2 separate regions of the Homo sapiens genome follow, and region 1 is linked to region 2. A link is a contact called in ENCODE Hi-C or POLR2A ChIA-PET data. All regions are on one chromosome and are shown on one strand. The core of a region is the stretch at or near the end of the contact, and the rest is flanking DNA. Distances in the headings are between cores, read along the strand shown.

Evidence for each region. A loop is a pair of places that touch in the nucleus more often than their neighbours do. ChIA-PET counts read pairs that join two places held with the same protein, here RNA polymerase II (POLR2A). Pooled maps may share reads with other maps.
Region 1: POLR2A ChIA-PET joins it to region 2 with 15 read pairs in BJ. The contact joins the promoter of RECK here to the enhancer-like site in region 2. A Hi-C loop is called at or near these places in 1 of 168 maps with a recorded cell type or tissue (Panc1) and 6 of 50 pooled maps. POLR2A ChIA-PET finds 5 or more read pairs at or near these places in 3 of 52 experiments (AG04449, BJ and WTC11).

Annotation. Positions count from the first base shown.
Region 1 is chr9:36,033,606-36,040,461 of GRCh38, forward strand. It overlaps RECK (reversion inducing cysteine rich protein with kazal motifs), which reads left to right and starts at 3,308. Exons shown (of 21, transcript NM_021111.3): 1 at 3,308-3,493. The coding sequence starts at 3,394. RefSeq lists silencers at 3,228-3,427, 3,438-3,587.
Region 2 is chr9:35,920,604-35,927,982 of GRCh38, forward strand. No RefSeq gene overlaps it. Among named protein-coding and RNA genes, the nearest start is that of SPAAR, 15 kb to the left of the region's middle. RefSeq lists an enhancer at 2,668-3,867. Within about 2 kb of position 3,393, at least 14 of the 41 ENCODE cell types and tissues checked have a DNase peak (open chromatin) inside an H3K27ac peak, as active enhancers do.

The DNA.
Region 1 (6,856 bases), core at 2,058-4,557, 110 kb after region 2:
AGTGTACAACTATCTGGGAGAAATTAATTCCAAGCAGAAAGAACTCCAAGCACAGAGGTCCTGAGGCAGGAGTTACATGGAGCAGTTAGGGAAAGGCCCTGAGCAAGATTGGCTGGAGGTGATGGCTGGACACGACAGAAACAGTAGGAACTGAAGTCAGAGATAGAAGAAGAGGAGGAAAGGTGCAAGACCTTGAGAACCATGGTTTTTTGGCTCAAAACAAAATCATTGGTGAGTAACATTCTTTAAAATATCGTACTCATCTCTAAGCATTAACCTTTTTTTAGAATGAAAGATAATTACACTACTCTTACAGTGCTTAAAATTGCATATTGGGGCTGGGCATGGTGGCTCATGCCTGTAGTCTCAACAGCTTGAGAGGCCGAGGCGGGAGCATTGCTTGAGTCCAGGAGTTTGAGAACAGAATGGGAAACATAGCAAGACCACATCTCTACAAAAAATAAAATAAAATAATTAGCTGGGCATGATGGCATGCACCTGTAGTTCCAGCTATTCAGGCAGCTGAGGTGGGAGGATCACTGCAGGCCAGGAGTTCAAGGCTGCAGTGCCCCAGGACTGTGCCACTGCTCTCCATCCTGGGCAACAGAAGGACACCCTGTCTCAGGAAAAACATAATTACATTTGTGGTTCACTTTGGGCTCACACGTGTAATTTTAAGTTTTCTGATAGCTACATCTTAAAAAATAAAAAAAATAAGAGTAGATACATGTTATTACACCTTCGTCTAAACCCACAGAATGTACAACACCAAGAGTGAATCCTAATGTGAACTATGGACTTTGGTTGATGATGTGTCAATGTAGGCTCATCAATTGTAACAAATGTACCATTCTGGTGCAGGATGCTGACAGTGGGGGGAGGTTTACATATGTGGGGGCAGGGACTGTCTACCTTCTGTACTTTCCACTCAGTTTTGCTGTCAACTTAAAACGGCTCTAAAAAATAAGGTCTACTTTGCCTCAACCTCCTGCCTCAACCTCCTGAGTAGCTGGGACTATAGGCACGCGCCACCACACCTGGCTAATTTTTGTATTTTTAGTAGATACAGGGTTTCACCATGTTGGCCAGGCTAGTCTTGAACTCCTGACCTCATGATCCACCCACCTTGGCCTTCCAAAGTGCTGGGATTACAGGCATGAGCCACCGCGCCCAGCCCCTGTCAAGAGTTTTAATGCTTTCCAGCAGCCACACATCAAATGATTGCCATCAGGATTAGACAACTTGAAGAACTTACCCCAACTGCCAAAGCCTACATGTGATTCTACATCCCAATGTAACTACTTATTTTTTTTTTTCTTTTAATTGAGATGGGGGTCTGACAACGTTGCCTGGGCTGGCCTCAAACTCCTGGGCTGAAGTTATCCTCCCACCTTGGCCTCCCAAAGTGCTGGAATTACAGGCATGAGCAACTGCGCCCAGCCGCAACTGTTAATAATGATAGCATCATGACTCTTTGGCCCAGTGACTGTGTCAATAGTGGTACTATTACTCTCAGAGGGGAATTGTTAAAATAAATTAAAATGAAGACCAGGTCTGCAGAATTCCTGAGCAGATAGTCAATTTAGTCCTCATAAGTGACCTTAAACTTACTTGAGTTAATCTGAGCTATTTCTTGTAAATGCATATATTAAAGAAAAACAGAACAAGCTCAACCAATCAGAAGTAGTCCACAAACTTGTATAACTAGAGGCTTTTTAGTGGGATAGACCAAATAAGGCAACTTTATAACTGTAACCAATCAAATATTTTCTTTTTATTACTTTCCCATTCACTCTGTAAAAATCTGCTTCTTCGACAGAGCTGAGCCCCAGAACCACTTCTGGTTTGCAGCTTCTCAATTCATGAATCACCGCGTGCTGAAGTAAACTTTAAAATTTTATTGTGCCTCAGTTTACCTTGTACACAGAAGCAACAGAGTCATCAGAGGAGATGTTTTAGATATTTTAACTTATTCATGTTTTCCTTTTGTAAACTCGAAAGAGAGGATAAATGTAAGAGCCCAAAAACATAAAAACCAACTTTAATATATGGATTTTGTTTAGAACTTGAAAAATTGTAAAAAGAAATCATGAGACAATAAGAAAAATGTAAATAATGACTGGATATTTAATAATATTAAGGAATTTTAAAAATGTTTTAAGTAATTTAGCCCCAGGTGTCTTCATGAGAATTTAAAACGGTGGTCATGCTTTTTCAAAAAAGGAGGAAAAAGGGTTTAATTCAGGAACACACAGAGAAAAAAAGAGACAATGAATTAGCTTTGCTAGCCAGTGGCTTAAACATTCTCCACGTAGCTGCTGGGCTGATGGGTGGGGTGGGACCCACTTCCAACTTGTCTCTTGGACAAAGTCTATACTTCTCAGCCGGATATTCAAGGCTTTCCACATCTAGGTATACAAGCGTTCTCCTATCCTCTTTTCCTATCAGGAATAGGTGCTTAATAGTAACATCAAGGCCAGGCACAGTGGCTCACGCCTGCAATCCCCGTACTTTGGGAGGAGGAGGCTGGGGGATTGCTTGAGGCGAGGAGTTCGAGACCAGCTTGAGAAATATGGTGAAACCCCTTCTCTGCAAAAAAAATATAAAAATTAGCCAGGCGTGGTCACCTGCGCCCGTGGTCCCAGCTATTCAGGAGGCTGAGGTGGGAGGATCGCTTGAGCCCGGGAGGCGGAGGTTGCAGTGAGCCGAGATCGCGCCACTGCACCCCAGCTTGGGCGACAGAGCGACTCTTGCCTAAATAAATAAATAAATAATTTTTAAAGTACAACAAAGACACATTGAGGCTATAGTGCCAAAGAGCTCTAGTGATGAACCCTTGTCAGGGGGCCGTGTCTGCGGGAGGCCGAAGGATCCCGGGTGACATGCTTTCTTTGGGTGCGAGGCAGCGTCTCGGCAGAAAGAATATTGCGAGTATTACTGAGGGTACATGAAGGAGAGAAGCCCCTTTGGTTCGGCCTTGGACTAAGCCCTTGTTCTCAGGTGAACTTGCAGTGTGATCTTGAGTAAGGTCAGTCTCCTCTCTCACCTCAGTGGCCCGAAACCTCAGGAGGTGGCAGAGGTTTTCTAATGACTCTCCCAGCTCTGACATCCTCTGACTTCACTCTGGGAGAACGTGGGCTGGTGGACTCCTGGCAGAAGCCGACACACAGTTGGGCCATAACAAAGAGCCCTGGTACGGGGCACGTTCCCGCCCCCGGGAGGTTTTGGAAACACTGTGAGGCAGGGGGCGGGGCTTGAGCGGGCCGCAGCCAGTCACCAAAGGGCCGGGCGCTGGGGGCGGGGCCTCGCGCGAGCGGCGGCGGTAGCGGCGGCAGCGGCTGCGGCCAAGCTGGGTCCGAGCATCCCGCGGCTCTGGAGCCGCCCGGCCCGGACATGGCGACCGTCCGGGCCTCTCTGCGAGGTGCGCTGCTCCTTCTGCTGGCCGTGGCGGGGGTCGCGGAGGTGGCAGGGGGCCTGGCTCCGGGCAGTGCGGGTGAGTAACCTCCAGAGCAACGGTTCGAAGCTGTCGGGAGCGGCCGCCACAGCGCTCCAAGATGGCGCGGGGCAGGGGGCGGGGGTGCGCGCGACCCCCAGACCCTGCCCACGTCCGGCGACCCCGGGACCCCAGGTCTCAGCGCTCCAGAGGCTGGTGCCGAGGCGGGGCGAGTGAGGAACTCTCTCCGCCCCAAGATCTTCTGGGCGGTGACTCGGGTTTGAGGCCTTGGTCTGTCACCCACCGACACGGGCCCCCTCTTCGGCACTGACCCCTTCGCTTGCCTCTGCTGCTTGTCAGAAAAGGGTGCGATGCCCCCGCCCAGGATCGTCGCGAGGTTTAGATGGGATTTCGGATACGCAGCCGCCCTACCGCGGCCCTAGTTAGTTATTGTTACTTGTTACTTGACCCGCACTTGGTTCATAACGACCTTGGTGGCGGTGAGCACTGACGGTCCCCACAGCCCGCGTGGTGGGTCCTGGACTCGGGCAGGAGACATTAAAAATCAGTAAACCCTGTCCCCCGGGGGCTGGCAGGCTTGAGGAGAGAAATTCTTGCTCTACAAGAACTAAACCAAGGATGGATAGGAAACTGTTAAGTGCTTATTGATTGCTTCCCGCTTGCTGGCCTTTTGAGTGCACGCCGACTCCTTCCGTCCAAAAGCTCTCTCGGTAGGAGATGGGGTACAGCAGGAGATTGAAGTAACTCGAATTCAAGGCAGAAATGTCCAGAGGAAATGAAGGGCCATGTATGAGTGCACAGAGGGAGAGAGGACATCGACCTAGGATGAGTGGAAAGTGGAGTGATTCCCCCTAGCTGTACTAGACATTGAAAGATGGCTAGGACGTGTGCATGCAAAAGTGGTGAAGTGCATTGCTTACAGGGAGACAGGCAGAGACACCTTAAAAAAAAAAAAAAAAAAAGCAAAGTCAGCCGGGTGCGGTAGGCTCTCCCCTGTAATCCCAGCACTTTGGGAGGTGGAGGCGGGCGGATCCCTTGAGCCCAGGAGTTCGAGGCCATCCTGCTTAACATAGTGAAACCCCGTTTCTACTAAAAATACAAAAATTAGCCGGGCATGGTGGTGTATGCCTGTTGTTCCAGCTACCCGCGAGGCTGAGATACGAGGATTGCTCGAGCCCCGGGAAGTTGAGGCTGCAGTGATATGCCACTGCCCTCGGAAGTGAGACCCTGTCTCAAAAAAAAATCAAAGTCAGTTCCAACAGGGGTATTAACTATAGCTAGGTTTCAAATTTAGCTGTAAACTATCCCAAAGAATAAAAGAGAAAATGCTGTGTATTCTTGGCTAAATCAGATTACTTTCCTGGGCCCCATTTTTCTCCCTGTTAAATTAAAAGAGATTGAACTGAAACACTTACAAAATTATGAAATACTAGTTGTCCATTCTCCTCCCACAACCAGTCAGTTCTGCAGGAGGTAGTACAGTGGAGTGGTTAAGAACATTGAGCAAATTACTTAGCTTTAATCTTTTTGTGCTCAAATAGCCACATTTATTATAAATGGTACCTCACAGATTTTATTATGAGAATCGAGGTAATACATGTCCAGCATTTAGCGTAGTAAGCAGTGAAATATTAGCTATTAAGTATGTTCGGGAAATACTGCAGATGGTACCCTGTCTTATAAATTCACAAAACACATTAGATTCACAATAAAGGGTCCAAGGATTCCTGTGGTAAAACAAACAAACAAACAACAAAAAAAAAAACAAGAAACTTTTTTGCTGGGGGAATGGCAGTGATTGCTAATGAGTATGAAGTTTCTTTTGGGAGTAATGAAAATGTTCTAAAATTAGATAGTGGTGATGGCTACACAACTCTGTGAATATACTAAAAACAACTGAATTGTACATATTAAAAGGGTTAATTTCATGGTATACAAATTGTAGCTCAATAAAGTTGTTAAAGAAAGAAACTTGTTTGCTCATAAAATTCTTTTTTTCTTCATAACACCTAAAGCGCACTTCAGAAAATGCTGGGTTAGTTGATTTCTAAAGGCCCTTCTAAGCTCTAAAAGTTCATGACAACATATAGTTTGCATTGTTTGATAAAAAAAAAAAATTCCAAGTTTGATCTAAAAGTGAGACATGTTCCTTATACTAAATTCTAGGAAGCATGTATTGCCTGGTTCCTTACTAAAGGACATTGAGTAATATAATGGACAAAGGCTTCCACTGTGAATTGTAGAAAGTATAGAAAATGCTTTTCAATCCTAAACAGAATTAAGAACACAATATAAAATTGTATTTCAGTGAAGGCTTTGCTTGTATTCCTGCTCAGTCTTCCTTCCCTTCTTAACCGCATCCAAGATTGGGTACTTCTGTCTGCTCTGGTATAAGGCTTTGCAGGTTATTGACCCCCTCTATTATACAACTTTGCAAATCTTATTACCTTGATTATTCCTATTCCTGGGGGATGGAGGTGTGAAAGTGAAATGACTTGCTCAATGGTTTTCTCTTTGGAGGATGAGAAGGGACCCTATCCTGCAGTATCAGCATCGTGTGTCATGGCACCTGATAATGGCTCCGTTTTTATTTAAGTTGCTTTGTAATAGTACAAAAGAGGGAAGGATATAACCTTAAGGGCCAGGTTTCAGTAAGTTGACATTTAAGGAATTAGGTAATAGTAAACCTAGAATCCAGAAGAAGAAAGTAATGAATTTTAAGTTAGAAAAAGCAAACGCCTATCTGGAGCAAAGTAATAAGAAGCAGATTCTCTTACCAAAGAAGTATCTTGGCCCACACTGTAGAAAGAGCTAGGATTGGTGATAGACCAGATATGACAGTTTATTCTGGTATGCAGCTGAAAGTTTCTGTCTGGCATCCATAAATTTAAGCAATCTTTCATTAATAATACTTTTCACTGTGTGCCACTTGTAGAAGAAAATGGGAAGAGGTCAAGGAGGTTATTTTTATATATTATAAATGTGGTTTTTAAAAGAACAAAAGAGATATTATGAGGTTTGTTTATCCAAAAAATACTATATGAGTACTTATTATACGTCAGGCACTGTTCTAGGTGCAGAGCTGCTGCTCCAAGGAGCTTACATTCTGAGAGGTGATAGACAATAAATAGATAAATATGTAACAAAATGATTTCTAGGTATGATAAGGATGCCATGAAGGAACTAAACCAAATGGCTAACACAGAGAATTGTGTGAGTAGTTCTTTGTGTAAAAGAACTTCAAAAGAGTTTATAAGAGCTGCCTCTTTGAGAAGGTAAAGTTTAGAACTGAGATCCGAAGGCTGAGAAGGTGGTGGGTAGTCTTATGAAAGACAGGGGTGAGGTCCAGGAAGTGCAGAAGCCTTAAGGCATAAGGAACAAAAGGTTATATGGTTGGAATGT
Region 2 (7,379 bases), core at 2,143-4,642:
TCCTCAGGCTGGAAACCCTCTGAGGTCAGTGCAGAGCCTCGGAATAGCGACATTGACATCTGTCTGGCACATAATGGCCTTCAAGGTGTCCTAAGTTTACAAAGCTCTTTCCCAGGCATCTCTCAGTTGTCTCCCATAACAAGCCTTGGGGCCCAGTAAAGCAGGCTGTATTAACCGCAGTTTACGGATGAGGGAACCAAGACTTAGAGACACAAAAGTGACAGGCCCCACTCCAAGTCACTCAACAAATTGGTCACAAAGTTCAGCACAGGACCATATTATCCCCTCTCCTTCAGCCAGAGCCTCATTTTTGCCTCTTTTATATCTTCTGTTTCCCAGGTAGATTTTGCTTGATAAAAAGGGGTCTGCTGCTTTAAAAGGTTTGAAAGCTCCAGAATAATGTTTCCAAATTCCCCGCGAATACTTCTGTTCAGTATTCAGGAATGAGAAATTGAAATTTCTGGGAATTCATGAGCATTCCTGAAATTATACATTAAATTTTTTTTTTTTTGGAGACAGGATCTTACTCTGTCACCCAGGCTGGAGTACAGTGGTACGATCATAGCTCACTGCAGCCTCGAACTCCTGAGCTCAAGTGACCCTCCTTCCTCAGCCTCCCGAGTAGCTGAGACTATAGGTACATGCCTATAGAGTGTGCCCCTAACATCTTCATGTTAGCCATTAGGGTGCTCCTGGCTATTTTGTTTTCTTCTTTTCTAGAGACAGAGTCTTACTATGTGACCAGGCTGGTTTTGAACTCCTGGCCTCAAGCTATCTTCCTGCTTCAGCCTTTCAAAGTGTTGGGATGACAGGTGTGAGTCACTGCGCCTGGCTCATATTTTCTATAACATTATATTCACATACTTTTAAATAATAATGAATGACCAGAATAATAAACAGTTAATAATTGTCAGTGACAAATTGATGCTAAAAGTTCCAGACTTTTTCCTTAAGGTTTATTATTATTATGAACCAATATGTTGTGACAAGATTATTTCAATAACATAAAAATTATCTCCACCTGATATAGGCACTGGATATAGAAAACATTAAAAAGGAGGGAACATTATTGCAAAATAAATGCCAGATAAAAATCACTTAAAAATGGAAAAATAATAGCACAAACATTTAATTTTAAAAGTTATTTTTAAAATGAACTTTTAAAACACAAAGCTTTAATTGCTCTATCTGATAGTTTTGATCTTTGTTTTGTGACAAATATTCTAGATGTAGGAAACTTTTTTGTTTTTTCATTTTTCATTGATGTTGGTTGAGTGTGCCCCTAACATCTTCAGGTTAGCCATTAGGGTACATGTTGTTTTATAGAAGCTCATTTCCTTTTTAAATGATGCTTTATTTTTATTTTTACTTTTTGGTCTGCTTACTCTGGTCTTGATTTTGCCATTGAGATCAATATTGCTCTTGCTAATTCAGATTTTAGAGCAATTTCTGATTTCCTTCTGGAGTGTTCTATAACAGCAATCACGTCTTCTTTTTGCATCTCTTCTGTTAAAGTATTTACAAAGAACTGTAGCCTATAATGAATATTCAACACGTGGAAATGCCAGCAATCATTACTGGGAAGTGTTCAAATAACTAACATTCAGACTCACTAACAAGGTTCATAGAATCACTTGTTGGAATTGCCAGTTTCAAGACTTATTTTGCTTTCAAAATTTGTTATTTTTTTCCGACACTGCTCATAGGACTTGTATAAGTATCCTATGTGTACAAACTTACCAATATTTGTTTTATTTGCAAAAATGACTTACCATTAGAAGCAGACCAGGTCACAAACACACACTTATAACCAGTGTGTGCTGGTAAACTGACTCTCCTGGAGAAAAAAAAAAAAACCCTTATATGTAGGGTTTGCCAAATTCTGAGGGGAGGCATAAATGTTCCCACAATGGTCAATGCCCAGCTACCGAGGGGATGTCACTGAGAGCTGGGAAGAGCAGCATACAACTGGCTCTTCTTGAGCCAGCGCTAGCCCACCACCACCTCTACCCTGGCAACAGCAGTCGGAAGACTGATTAGATGATGGCCTTTTCTCTCCTCTACTCCCCAGTTCCATTCAGAACTTAACTTTCCTATGGGTGCCTCAGTATTTTCTACTCTCGCTTTTGATTTGGTGTCAGTGGATTCCTTTGAACTAGTCACATCTAGTTCAACATGTTGATTGCTAAGCTTTAATTCTCACACAAAAACACTCTTACCAGGTTCCTAGATGTCTTAACTTCTTTTTCTCAGGAATTGGCATTTGGAAAAACAGTATTTCCGAGAAATGCTGGGAAGGAATTCCTGCATAAAAACACAAATCTGGCCGGGCACGGTGGCTCGTGCCTGTATTCCCAGCACTTTGGGAGGCTGAGGCAGGTGGATCATGAGGTCAAGAGATCAAGACCATCCTGGCCAGCATGGTGAAACCCCATCTGTACTAAAAATATAAAAATTAGCTGGGCGTGGTGGTGCGCGCCTGTAGTCCCAGCTACTCGGGAGGCTGAGGCAGGAGAATCACTTGAACCCGGGAGATGGAGGTTGCAGTGAGCCGAGATTGTGCCACTGCACTCCAGCCTGGGCAACAGAGGGAGACTCCATCTCAAACAAAGCAAAACAAAACACAACACAAATCCAGGAAACCCAAGTAAAACCTATTTGCTTGACTGATCGTGATCCTACTGGATACATTCTCCTGGGTCCCAATTTTGGCCACCGCTCATTTTCATTGATCTCATTTTAAGGGGTTTGAGGTATGGAGTCCTTAGGATTTGGTGTTAAGTTTGGTGATTTTTCAGAGAGGCCGCACCAGAGCTGCATCGGTGATCATTTGACTTTATGTCTGACCCTGTGCACAGGGGTCTACTTGTCTCCTAACCTCAGTTTTCCTCTTTTTCCTTATTAGAAAAACAACAATAACATCAACACAGTCCCTCTTGGAACTAGGAATGGCCAGTAGAAGTGGTGTGTGACTTCTGGGAAATGTCCTTAAATAGAGGCGGAATACTCTTCTTTGTTTTTTCTCCTTTATCTGGCCAGAATGTAGATATAATGGCTGGAGCTACAGAAGTCAGATTGGACCAGAGTGGCCTTGGGAGTAGAAGCCCCATTTGGGGGAACAATAAGATAAAAGGGGCCTGGGTTCCTGATACTGTGGGAGCCCATATCAGTCCTATACTGCCTTCTTCCAGGCTTTTATACCAAAGCAAAACAGTCTTATTTAAACCACTATTGATATGTGGTTTTCTATCACTCATAACTGAAACAAATTAAACAGCACACCAGTGCATTGTATTCTGTTACATAGTTTATGGGAGGCCATTGTTTTGGACTAGCCTCCTACACTGGCCCTAGCAGAGCAGATCAAACCAGAGCAGAGTCACCTGTGCTAACTGCCAAGTCATCAAACCGGACTTTGAAATGAGGCAGTTTTCCAAAAACGCAGGAGCTTCCAGTCACCCTGAATCAGCACAATAAAAAGTGCCCTCTGCTTTAACCCTATAAGGAAAGCAACTTTGAAATGACCAATCTGCTTTTTGTTCCCTGTTTCTGCTTTCTTCAGCCCTCTTTTATCCATAAAGCCAAACTTCTCTGCCCACTTCACTGGAATACTCATTCTATTTCGTAGAATGAGGTGTTGCCTGATTCTAGAATCACAAATAAAAGCCAATTTGATCATTACAAATAATTTGTTGTAATTTTGCCTTTGGGAAGTTCCTAGTGAAAGCAAAAGCTACTAGCAAGAATCCTTGAAAGGTTTGTAATGGAGGTGAAAATGAAAGACTGTAGCATTACCCAGTGACTCAGAGAGTGTGGGGGAGGCAGCTGCATCTAGTGATAATGGATGATACATTTGGAATAGAAGAGGCTGTGGTTTCATGCATGCCTGTCTTCCCATCTGCCAAGAAGGCTGATGAATAAGCTTTTATACTCCTCTAAGTTGGTAAAAGAAGTTTTCAGATTTTTAATACTCAAAGGTCTTTTCACAAATGACTATGACCTTTTCTTTTCTTTTCGAGACAGGGTTTCACTCCCGTCGCCCAGGCTGGAATGCAGTGGTGAAATCTCGGCTCACTGCAACCTCTGCCTCCTGGGCTCAAATGATCCTCTCGCCTCAGCCTCCTGAGTAGCTGGGACTACAGGCATGCAGCACTGCGCCCAGCTAAGTTTTGTATTTTTTCTAGAGACGGAATTTTGCCGTGTTGCCTAGGCTGCTCTGGAACTCCTGAGCTCAAGTGATCCACCTGCCTTGGCCTCCTGAAGTGCTGGGATTACAGGTCGGAGCCACTGCGCCTGGCCTCTATGCCTGTGGTCTTTAGTTTGTAGGAACCAGACCACTCAAAGGCTGGAACGTACCTTATTGCTCTGCCAGTGAATGGTTTAGGAACTGGCTGAAGGAGCTGGGGATTCAGTCTAGGAAGAACTTACAGGAGTTGGGATTGGGTTTGAGAGCTGCTTTCACACATCTAAGTAAAAAAGATTTAGCCTTCCTCACAGAGGGCTCTAGGCCAAAACCAGAACCCAAAGGTGGAGGCTGCCAACTTTACCCTAAATTAAAGAGAAACCTCCTACCCATCAGAACTGGATGGAGGTAGCTTTTTGATAGCAACTCTCCACTGCTGGGAATATTTAATCAAAGGATGCAGAAGGAGTCATTAACTGAGCAGCAGTTCCCATATACCAGCCTATGTATTGGTACCTACCTGTCTATAACATTTTCCAGGTCTCAGCCAGGCACGGTGGCTCATGCTTGTAATCCCAGCACTTTGGGAGGCTGAGGTGGAAGGATCTCTTGAGCCCGGGAGTTACCAGCCCGGGCGACACAGGGAGACCCTGTCTCTACAAATAATTTAAAAATTAGCCAGGCATGATGGTGCACACGTGTGTGGTCCCAGCTACTTGGAAGGCTGAGGAGGAGAATCAATTGAGCCCAGGAGGTCGAGGCTGCAGTGAGCTGTGATTGTGCTACTGCACTCCAGCCTGGGTAACAAAGCAAGACCCTGTCTCAAAAAAAAAAAAAAAAAAAAAAAGAGAGAGAGAGAGAAAAAAAGGCAATGTAGTACATTTTAAAAATAAAACTAAATATTTGCAATTTGAAGTACATTCTCTTTATTCCAAGATTATGTTCTTTCTATTTCAGGAGGTGTTATAATGTCTTTTTTTAGTAGTAGGTGGTATTAGCTATTGTTGTTTAACACCCTAATTAGACAACATAAAATCTTGGCAATCCTATATAATTCCATTAAAATTTACACTGGCTATAAGATCTAGAAGTCTGGTAATATGGATGAGATGACACCTGGTTGTCTGAATTGACCTTCCAAGGATTAGTAGTTCATTCGAGTGTCTACTAGATGCCATTTTTGTGTATTTACAGCAACTAGATAATTTCATGGTTCAAATCAGAGAAACCAGTAATGTGATCCACGTGCTTATGGTAACTTAAACTTTATTGACTATTCATTTTTGACACATATAGCTACTTTTTGATAGACATGAATTTTCTATTTGCATTTAAAAACAAAACTAATTTTCAAAGTTCTATTCTCAAAATGGCAATGATGACCTTTCTAAATGCTCTCTTTAAATAATCCTCCAATATTCTCAGAAATTTAGTGTACCTACAGCAAACTATTTCTCTTAGTAAAAGCCTTCTGTGAGCAACTTAACTGTCTGATGTCTTTATCCGTGTGAGCAGGGACTGGGTCCTGTCCTTTTTCTTTTTTTTTTTTGTTTGAGATGGAGTCTCCCTCTGTTGCCAAGCTGGAGTGCAGTGGCATGATTTTGGCTCACTGCAACCTCCACCTCCAGGGTTCAAGTGATTCTCCTGCCTCAGCCTCCCAAAGTAGCTGGGACTACAAGTATGCGCCACCACGCCTGGCTAATTTTTGTATTTTTAGTAGAGACAGGGTTTCACCATGTTGGCCAGGATGGTCTCGATCTCTTGACCTCATGATCCTCCTGCCTCGGCCTCCCAAAGTGCTGAATTACAGGTGTGAGCCACCACGCCTGGCCTGGTCCTGTCCATTTTTACAGAGCAGAGAGCATCTAGCATGCCACCACATTAATGTAATGATAATAATTTCCATTTGTCTAGAGACTTATGCTTTACAAGGCCCTTATAGTTTACTTCCCCTTAATGGTAGTTCAAGTAGCAGAGAATGACCTTTTCATTGTCCTTCTCTGTGATAAGCCAAAGTGAATGTAATGTACATTCTTCATAGTGAAGGCTTTCTACCTCATTCATTTATTCACAAAATATTTATTGAGCATGATTATGTGTTAAGCACTGAACTGTGCTCTGTGCTGCTGGGCACTGTGTGTTAGGTACAAACACGGCAGATGGAGCCCCTTCCCCCATGAAATGAACATTCTAATGGGGCGTTAGTCAATAAACAAATAAATAAATAGATTGTCAGGGGGTAATGAGTGTTATGGGGAAGAATAAAGCAGTGGGAGCTGGGAAGCAATGGGAGGATGTCAATCTTAGGGACATGAGAAGGCACCCTCATGCAGAGACTTGGGCAACGTGAAGGATCGCCACTGTGTGACCAACTGGAGGAAGCACGTTCCAAGTCTTGTGGCAGAAAGGAGCTTGGCTGTTTGAGAATCAGCAGTGATATCAGTGTGGCTGGAGGGAAGGGAAGGTGGGACGAGTGGGTGGGAGATAATTTCCAGAGGTGGACAGGATGCAGATTATATGGGAGTTTGGATTTGATTCTCAAGTGTGATGGGACACTATTGGAGGGTTTTGAGCTGGGGAGAGACATGCCATGAAATGTGAAGTCTGGCCTGCAGGGAAGCAGGTACACCAACTGAATGAGTTCAATTTGGAGATATATATATTTGAGATGGAGTTTTGCTCTTGTTGCCCAGGCTGGAGTGCAATGGCACGATCTCAGCTCACCGCAACCTCCGCCTCCTGGATTCAAGCAATTCTCCTGCCTCAGCCTCCCGAGTAGCTGGGATTACAGGTGTGTGCCACTACGCTCGGCTAATTTTGTATTTTTTTAGTAGAGATGGGGTTTCTTCATGTTGGTCAGGCTGGTCTCGAACTCCCAACCTCAGGTGATCCGCCCACCTCGGCCTCCCAAAGCGCTGGGATTACAGGTGTGAGCCACCGTGCCCGGCCCAATTTGGATATATTTTAAAGGACTACCTGATGCGTTAAATGTAGAAGATGGGGGAATGTAGAATGCTCCACAGAGTTTTGTCCTGAGCAGCCAGGTGAGTGGCGATGCTTTTATTTACTTACATGAGAAGAATTGGGAAGGAATACGTTAGAAGAGGAGACTTGAGAAACCAAGAGTAAATGTTTTGGATTAGTATTAATTAAATTGGAAAAGTCTATGACACATCGAAGTTCAGATGTCAGATAG